Linked DNA regions of Homo sapiens: region 2 is linked to region 1. Evidence: read pairs that join two places in POLR2A ChIA-PET (ENCODE). Cell type or tissue: PC-3. All regions are shown on one strand. Each heading gives the region's core, and the rest is flanking DNA. Links, peaks and the distances in the headings are about the cores only.

The links. ChIA-PET counts read pairs that join two places held together with the same protein. Peaks named below come from ENCODE experiments on the same cell type or tissue, not always from the same donor. Only the 100,000 strongest peaks of a DNase experiment are listed, where the experiment ranks them.
Region 2: POLR2A ChIA-PET joins it to region 1 with 5 read pairs; 2 of 35 experiments call an interaction of 5 or more read pairs at or near these places.

What each region holds. Positions count from the first base shown.
Region 1 is chr3:190,970,722-190,975,126 of GRCh38, forward strand. No RefSeq gene overlaps it. Among named protein-coding and RNA genes, the nearest start is that of SNAR-I, 95 kb to the left of the region's middle. In PC-3, for the core only: no CTCF peak of the experiment used is centred there; a DNase peak (open chromatin) is centred at 2,370.
Region 2 is chr3:190,896,619-190,901,023 of GRCh38, forward strand. No RefSeq gene overlaps it. Among named protein-coding and RNA genes, the nearest start is that of SNAR-I, 21 kb to the left of the region's middle. In PC-3, for the core only: no CTCF peak of the experiment used is centred there; no DNase peak of the experiment used is centred there.

The DNA of each region.
Region 1 (4,405 bases), core at 101-4,100:
CTGAGAGAAAGTGAAAGACTCTATGTGAGAGTTTTGAAAGAGAGCATTCTGAGTACCCAACTCTGTGGGTTTTACACCTCCTCCTATAATACCTCAATAACTTACTAAGCAAGTAAGATGACTTTTAGTTAATGTTTCCTGGAAATAAACAAATAAGAACTGTGTAAAAGAAGTTCATTAAAGATTGCATTTAGGAATGATGCCTGGAAGTAAGGGAAAATAAAAAGTTGCACTGTGATTAAGTTATCACAGAGGTCTCAGCCAAATCACCGGGCAGCTCTGAAGCTGGAATGGCTTTCTGGTGTTTCAAGATGAGGCAAGTTTCCAGAGCCTTCATGGCCCTGTTAGGACTAGTTATTGTACCTCTTATGCCCGTAGTGAAGGAGTGTAACTTTTGTGGAAACACAAATCCATTAAGTCTAGGGCAAGCACCAGAGAGGGTAGCAGCTATCGGCCATCAAGCTAAGAATCCTAGATTTTTGATAGCTAAGAGAATGAGTGTCCTGAAAGAGAGATCTGGGTGATAAAAGTAATATCCACTACAAGTCATCCCTTGCATTGCTTCCTATAGTAACTTTACTTCTTCTGTGTACAGCTTCTGCACGATTCTTATTGATATCATTTATTAATAATGTGTAAGAGGAAGGTTGGTGACTTGAACTATATAGCCTTTGCTGGTCTTGAAGCTTTAACTGATCTTCATTAGCTTTCTTCTTTACTATCTTCATCTGCGGCTATTACCTCTGCTGGTCTAGGTTTCTCACCTGATGGATACGTCCTTCCTCTGGGAACCCAGATCTGCAGATTTACAGAGCCTAAAGTTTTGAAAAAAAGCAAAAATGTCCAGGGTCACTGATAATAAGGTCCAGCAGAGACATTCCTACTTCAAGTCTGGTTCCCATACCCAAGTATTCTACCTACAGGGAAGCTAACATTATGTAATGGTTGTATCAGAGTGTAAGTGCACCCTGGAGGATAGTGCACCATACTTGCAGAATGGCACCTAGTGGTACTTTCAAAAGGCTACTTCATCCAACTATAAAACTGGCAGCTTCTGGATGATATGAAGCAGTAGGACCAGTGAATCTCATTGTCCTGAGCCCATAGCAATATCTATACTGCTGTAAAGTCAACTGCAAGATCTAAGGCAATGTTTTATAGGATCTCATGTTGTGGGAAAACCCCTTTAAGTTCTCTAAAAAGGAGCTGGCTGGGGTCCTGAAGGTAGGAAAGGAAAATTTATATCCACAATAAATGTCAATCCTGTTCAAGGTCAAATCATTCTCTCTCAATGGTTAAAGGGGTCTGTTGTAATTAACTTTCCCCAATTGGATGGTTGATATCCTTAAGAAATGATGCCATATCAAGGAGCACAGTATTGGTCCCAGTTGCTGTCATGTCAGACATTCAGTAGTGGAAGTAGCGAAATAAACTTTGGTAATTTTGAATCTTTGCTGCTGGGCTCGTTTGTAGCCTTCATATCTGCCACTGTAGATACTCCCTTCAGGCCCTGAGTACCAGCCTTGGAATAGCCACACTGAAAGCCTAGCTGACGTCAACTGTTCCAGTCATTCTGACTCTTGATGGTTTAGTGCCTCCTCCATAGCAGATGCTCTCTGGTGGGAATTTCTATACAATTTGCTATGTGCCAGTGACTACCAGAGAGTACCAAAATGATTCCTTCGTGCCTCCCTTTCCCTTGCTTTCTGAACAGTAATGTCTACAGTGTTTACACTATGCTTATCTTCCCATGATATCATGTGGAATAGGGAGGTTATATTGCCTGTTGATTTTACAGCTCTAAAACTTAACTCTACGAGCCAAAAATAAGAAGCTGCCCCCAAGGACCGCCGTCTGTACCTGGATGTGATTTAGACTTTAAGCAGATGCTGTACAAATATAGGACTTCGGAGAGTCTTCAAAAAGGAGAAGTATATTTTAAATATGATATAAATGTAAAATAAATTGCAGGCAGAGGGCAAATTGTGGAGTTTTAAAAACATATTTATAAGTTTTTTGACATTGCTCCTTTCAAAGAGTAAAGTTTAGTTTCCACCTCTTTTGAGTATGAACTGGATTTAATGACTCTTTCTTCATGAATGTCTTGCAGTAAAAGTGCTGGTGTGTAAGTCAGGTCATAAAAGACAATATGAAGTCAGCTTCTCTCTTGGATCACCCACACTGGGGGAGGTCAGCTATTACTTTGTGAGTACACTTGAACCCCCTTATGGAGCAGATCATGTGACAGAGAACTGAGGCTTCTGGCCAATGCCAGCAAGGAACTGAGACCTGCTGCCAACAGCCACATTAGTAATCATGGAAATGGATCCTGTTGCCCTAGTTAAGTCTCCAGATAATTGCAACGGAGACTGACATCCTGTTAGCAACTTTATGAGAGCCCTCTAGCCTATAGGCACTCCCAAATTCCTGAGTCACAGAAACTATGAGGTAATAGATATTTGTTGTTTTAAGCCATTAAGTTTAAGGGTAATTTGTTATGGACTGGTAGAACTACCATCATCACTGATAACTACAAGAGTGATATATTAGTTTAGTAGTATACAAAGTTTGAGGAATTTTATATTCAGCTACCAGTGTCAAATTTTCAGTGTCAAGTGAAAATGTGTCAGCAAACAAGAGACCATATTTTCCCAGCTAAAGTTATTACTGAATCTTAGTATCCATCTAGAAACTCAAAATTATTTGAACTTCTTAAATATAAGCATAACAAATCAAGGAGTTAAAGTCACATATAATATATCCAGTTCACAAATTAATAAAAATGCCACAAGGTTTTAAAGAAAATATGTTGTATATAATTTATCTTTAACATATTCAATGAAATCAAATGGAATATTTAAAATGTTTAATTAGGTTCTTACTATCTATCTCAAATAAGATATTTTTCTATTTTCAGGCTAATTTTTGAAGTTCCACAAATTGAAACAAAATGTTAAAATATTTGACTAACCTTAGAATTTATGTGCCACTAACATCCAAATAAACCTTACTCAATTAAGAAGTATGTAATATAAGATGATAGATTGTGAAACAGAAAAACAACATAGAAAAATATAAGAAAAACAATTCCTAAGCCTCCGTAATTGCATTTATATGAGCAATCTTTAAGCTAGTTACTCAGAGCACAAGAAAATAAAAGGAAAGCACTTATATATTATCTGTGTTAGGTGGCAGAAATGTAAGACATTTATCTTCAGAGCTATATTTTTCCTGGGAACAAACACAAACTAGAATGTACCTAAAGATTTTTTGTGCATGTGACAAAGTGAATAATGACTTCTTTGTACTATGTAATGTTGGGATCAAAAGAATCATTCTTGTAAAGATTATGTGCATAGGCTGAAAGAGCGATGCTACGTGATAAATCAGTGGAGGCATTTTTTCCAGAGATTGAGATAAAGAGGCCTAGGTAGTTCAATTTCAGTTTTAATCATCTTATAATATAGGAGTGGAACTCAGAGTCTACTGGAATATTAGCACAGTTTTTGCCCGAAAAATCAGGTTTCATGCGAACCTTTGAAAGTGCTATATTGGTAGTCAACTCACAGAATTATTCTTTCCATGACTGGTGTGCTGACATTCTGTGTGACTGGCTTCAGTGAATTAGAGAGAAACTAAATTATTACTTTTTTAATAGCCAGCTTTGTATTTTTACACAGATGTAAAATGTTCTCTTGGTTTTCATTACTCAGTGATGAAGACAGTGGTCTTTTTAAGTAGTTTAGACCATAGATATTATATTTAAAAATATATCGGCATATATTGACCACTGTGTATGTGCAAACATGTACATGGATGTGTGTCTATATTCCATATCCAGCTAACATGATCTTCCATCATCTAAAGCTAAAGCTCACAGCATAGCCTTTCCCTTGTGATTATTGAATCCAGAGTATAGACATGGGTAAAATCAAAATCTGTGAAGAAAGGGTAACAAACTAATAAGCAAATCAAAACATGTGGGAAAAAATGCTCACATTCCTTCCTCAGCATCCATGGCTTATAGCCCTAGGAAATGAGAAAATACATACAGCTGATCTTTGAACAACATGGATTTAAACTCTGTGTGTCCATTTATATATGGATCTTTTTCCAATAAATATATTAGAAAAAAATTGGAGATTTGTAAACAATTAGAAAAAAACAATTAGAAAAAAGTATACAACCTGGAAATACTGAAAAAATTTAGAAAATATATGTCATGAATATATAAAATATATGTGGATACTCATTCATTACCATAAAAAATATACATACATTTATTATAAAACATTAAAATTTATAAAATTTATGCACACACCTACAGATTGCATATAATACTATTCACAGTTGACAGAAATGTAAACAAGCATAAAGAGGTAGTATTAAATTATAACTGTATAAA
Region 2 (4,405 bases), core at 112-4,111, 74 kb before region 1:
AATTTAGGAAACTTTGGATACACTTTTAGAAATGTGAAATGCTCTGGAAAGTCTCAGCAATAAAATTGAACAAGTAGAAGAAAGAAACTCAGAGCTTGAAGACAAGGTTTTTGTATCAACCCAATCCAACAAAGACAAAGAAAAAAGAATAAGAAAATATGAACAAAACCTCTGAGAAGTCTGGGATAATGTTAAACGAGCAAACCTAACAATAATCAGTGTTCCTGAGGATGAAGATTATTCTAAAAGCCTGGAAAACATATTTGTGGAAATAATCAAGAAAAACTCCCCCAGCCTTGCTAGAGACCTAGACATCCACATACAAGAAGCACAAAGAACACCCAGGAAATTTATCACAAAAATATCTTCACCTAGGCACATTGTCATCAGGTTATCCAAAGTTAAGATGAAGGAAATAATCCTAAGAGCTGTGAGACAAAAACACAACGTAACTTATAAAAGAAAACCTATCATGTTAACAGCAGATTTATCAGAAGAAACCCTACAAGCTAGAAGGGATTGGGGTCCTATCTTCAGCCTCCTGATGCAAAACAATTATCAGCCAAGAATTTTGTATTCAGCAAAACTAAGCATCATATATGAAGGAAAGACACAATCTTTTTCAGACAAACAAAAGCTGAGAGAATTCGCGACTACGAAGCCACCACTACAAGAACAGTTAAAAGGAGCTCTAAATCTTGAGAAACAAATCCTGGAAACACAAAATAGAACCTCTTTAAAGCATAAATCACACAGGACCTGTAAAACAAAAATACAAGTTAAAAAGCAAAACCAAAAAAACCAAGAAAACAAAAATACACAGGCAACAAATATCATGGTGAATGCAACAGTACCTCATATTTCAATACTAACATTGAATGTAAATGTCTAAATGCTCCACTTAAAAGCTACAGAACCACAGAATTGATAAGAACTCACCAACCAACGATCTGCTGTCTTCAGAATACTCACCTAACACATAAAGCTCACATAAACTTAAGTAAAGGGGTGGAAAAAGGCATTTCATGTAAATAGACACCAAAAGCAACAGAGGTAGCTATTCTTATATCAGACATAACAAACTTTAAAGCAACAACAGTTAAAAGAGACAAGCAGGGCTATTATATAATGGTAAAAGGCCTTGTCCAACAGGAAAATATCACAATCCTAAACATATATGCCTCTAACACTGGAGCTCCCAAATTTATAAAACAATTACTAATAGACCTAAAAAATGAGATAGGCAGCAACACAGCAATAATGGGGGACTTGAGTACTCCACTGACAGCACTAGACAGATCATCAAGACAGAAAGTCAACAAAGAATGGAAAAATACAACCCTCCTAGCTTAAATCAAGAAGAATTAGATACCCTGAATAGACCAATAACAAGCAGCAAGATTGAAATGGTAATTTAAAAATTACTAAGAAAAACAAAAAAGTCCAGGACCAGATGGATTCACAGCAGAATTCTACCAGACATTCAAAGAAGAATTGGTACCAATGCTTTTGACACTATTCCACAAGATAGAGTAAGAAGGAACTCTCCCTAATTCATTCCATGAAGCCAGCATCACCCTAATACCAAAACCAGTAAAGGACATAACCAAAAAAGAAAACTATAGACCAATATCCTTGATGAACATAGATGCTAAAATCCTAAACAAAATGCTAGCTAACCGAATCCAACATCATATCAAAAGATCATCCACCATGATCAAGTGGGTTTCATACTAGGGATGCAGGGATGGTTTAACATATTCAAGTCATTAAATGTGATATGCAACATAAACAGAATTAAAAACAAAAATCACATGATCGCCTCAATAGATGCCAAAAGAAAAAGCATTTGACAAAATCCAACATCCCATTATAATTAAAACTCTCAGCAAAATCTGCATACAAGGTACATACCTTAAGGCAATAAAAGCCATCTATGACAAACTCACAGCCAGCATAATACTGAATGGGGAAATGTTGAAATCATTCTCTCTGAGAACTGGAACAAGACAAGGATGCCCACTCTCACCACTCCTCAACATAGTACTGGAAGTCCTAGCCAGAGCAATCAGACAAGAGAAAGAAATAAAAGACATCCAAATTGGTAAAAAAGAAGTCAAACTGTCACTGTTTGCTGACGATATAATCGTTTACCTTGAAAATGTACCTAAGGACTCCACCAGAAAGCTCCTAGAGCTGATAAAATAATTCAGCAGTCTCTGGATACAAGATTAATGTACACAAATTAGTAGCTTTTCACTACGCCAACAGCGACCAAGTGGAGAATCAAATCAAGAACTCAACTCCTTTTACAATAGCTGCAAATAAATAATAAATAAATAAATAAAATACTTAGGAATATACCTAATTAAGAAGTTGAAAGATCTCTACAAGGAAAACTACAAAACACTGCTGAAAGAAATCATAGATGGCACAAACAAATGGAAACACATTCCATGCTCATGGATGGGTAGAATCAATATTGTGAAAATGACCTTACTGCCAAAAGCAATCTCCAAATTCAATGCAATTCCAATCAAATTACCACCATCATTCTTAACAGAATTAGAAAAAAAAAATTCTAAAATTTATATGGAACTGAAAAAGAGCCCGCAGAGCCAAAATAAGACTAAGCAAAAAGAACAAATCTGGAGGCATCACATGACCTGATTTCATACTATATTATAAGGCCGTAGTCACAAAAACTGCATGGTACTGGTATAAAAATAGACACATAGACCAATGGAACAGAATAGAGAACCCAGAAATAAACCCAAATACTTATAGCCAACTGATCTTCAACAAAGCAAACAAAAACATAAAGTGGGGAAAGGACATCTTTTTCAACAAATGATGTTGGGATAATTGGCTAGCCACATATAGGAGAATGAAACTGGATCCTCATCTCTCACCTTATACAAAAATCATTGCAAGATGGATTAAAGACTTAAACCTAAGACCTGAAACTATAAAAATTCTAGAAGATAACATTGAAAAAACCCTTGTAGACATTGGCTTAGGCAAAAATTTTATGACCAAGAACGTGAAAGCAAATTCAATAAAAACAAAGATAAATAGCTGGGACCTAATTAAACTAAAGTGCTTTTGCATGGCAAAAGGAACAGTCAGCAGAGTAAACAAGCGACACATAAAGTGGGAGAAAATCTTCACAATCTATACACAAAGGACTAATATCCAGAATCTACAATAAGTTCAAACAAATCAGTAAGAAAAAAAAACAAGCAATCCCATCAAAAAGTGGGCTAAGGACATGAATAGACAATTCTCAAATGAAGATACACAAATGGCCAATAAACATATGAAAAAATGCTCAGCATCGCTAGTGATCAGGGAAATGCAAATCAAAACCATGCTGCAATACCACCTGACTCCTGCAAGAATGGCCATAAGAAATAATAAATAAACAGTAGATGATGGCATGGACGCAGTGAACAGGGAACATTTCTACTCTGCTGGTGGGAATGCAAACTAGTACAGTCACTATGGAAAACAACATGGAGATTGCTTAAATAACTAAAAGTATTACTACCATTTGAACCAGCAATTCCACTACTATGCATCTACCCAGAGGAAAAGAAATCATTATTCAAAAAAGATACTTGCTTATGCATGTTTATAGGAGCACAATTCACAATTGCAAAATTGTGGAACCAACCCAAATGCCCATCAATCAAAAAGTGGATAAAGAAACTGTGGTATATATATGCGATAGAATACTACGCAGCCATAAAAAGGAATGGATTAATGGCATTTGCAGTGATCTGGATGAGATTGGAGACTATTATTCTAAGTGAAGTGTCTCAGGAATGGAAAACCAAACATTGTATGTTCTCAATGATTTGTGGAATCTAAGCTATGAGGACATAAAGGCATAAGAATGACACAATGGGGACTTTGGAGGAAGAGTGGGAGGGGTGCGAGGGATAAAAGACTATAAATATGGTGCAGTATATACTGCTCGGGTGATGGGTGCACCAATATCTCACAAGTCAGCACTAAAGAACTTACTCATGTAACCAAAAACCACTTGTACCCCAATAACTTTTTGAAAAATAAATAAATAACAAAAAAGATTCAAGGAAAACAAATGCCAATAATATGCTTATTTTTGAGAGAGTAGTTTTTTTTATGTCCTTCAAAGAAAAACAATCTTTATAGCCTCTCCATCTCCCTAACCTTAACTCACTATGTGCAAAGACCTTTGGAATGGGTTGGGGTGTTTCCGGATTATGACGACACAGTTGAGAACTTTTATGTTTTTAAATCTTCCTTCATACATAGGTTTTTTCCCCTCTTTGTCTTTTTTTCTGATCCCTTTCTTTTGTCTTGGTTCCATGAAAGTCAGGTTTCATGATGATTTCTTGGTGAACTCCCCTTTTTGAAG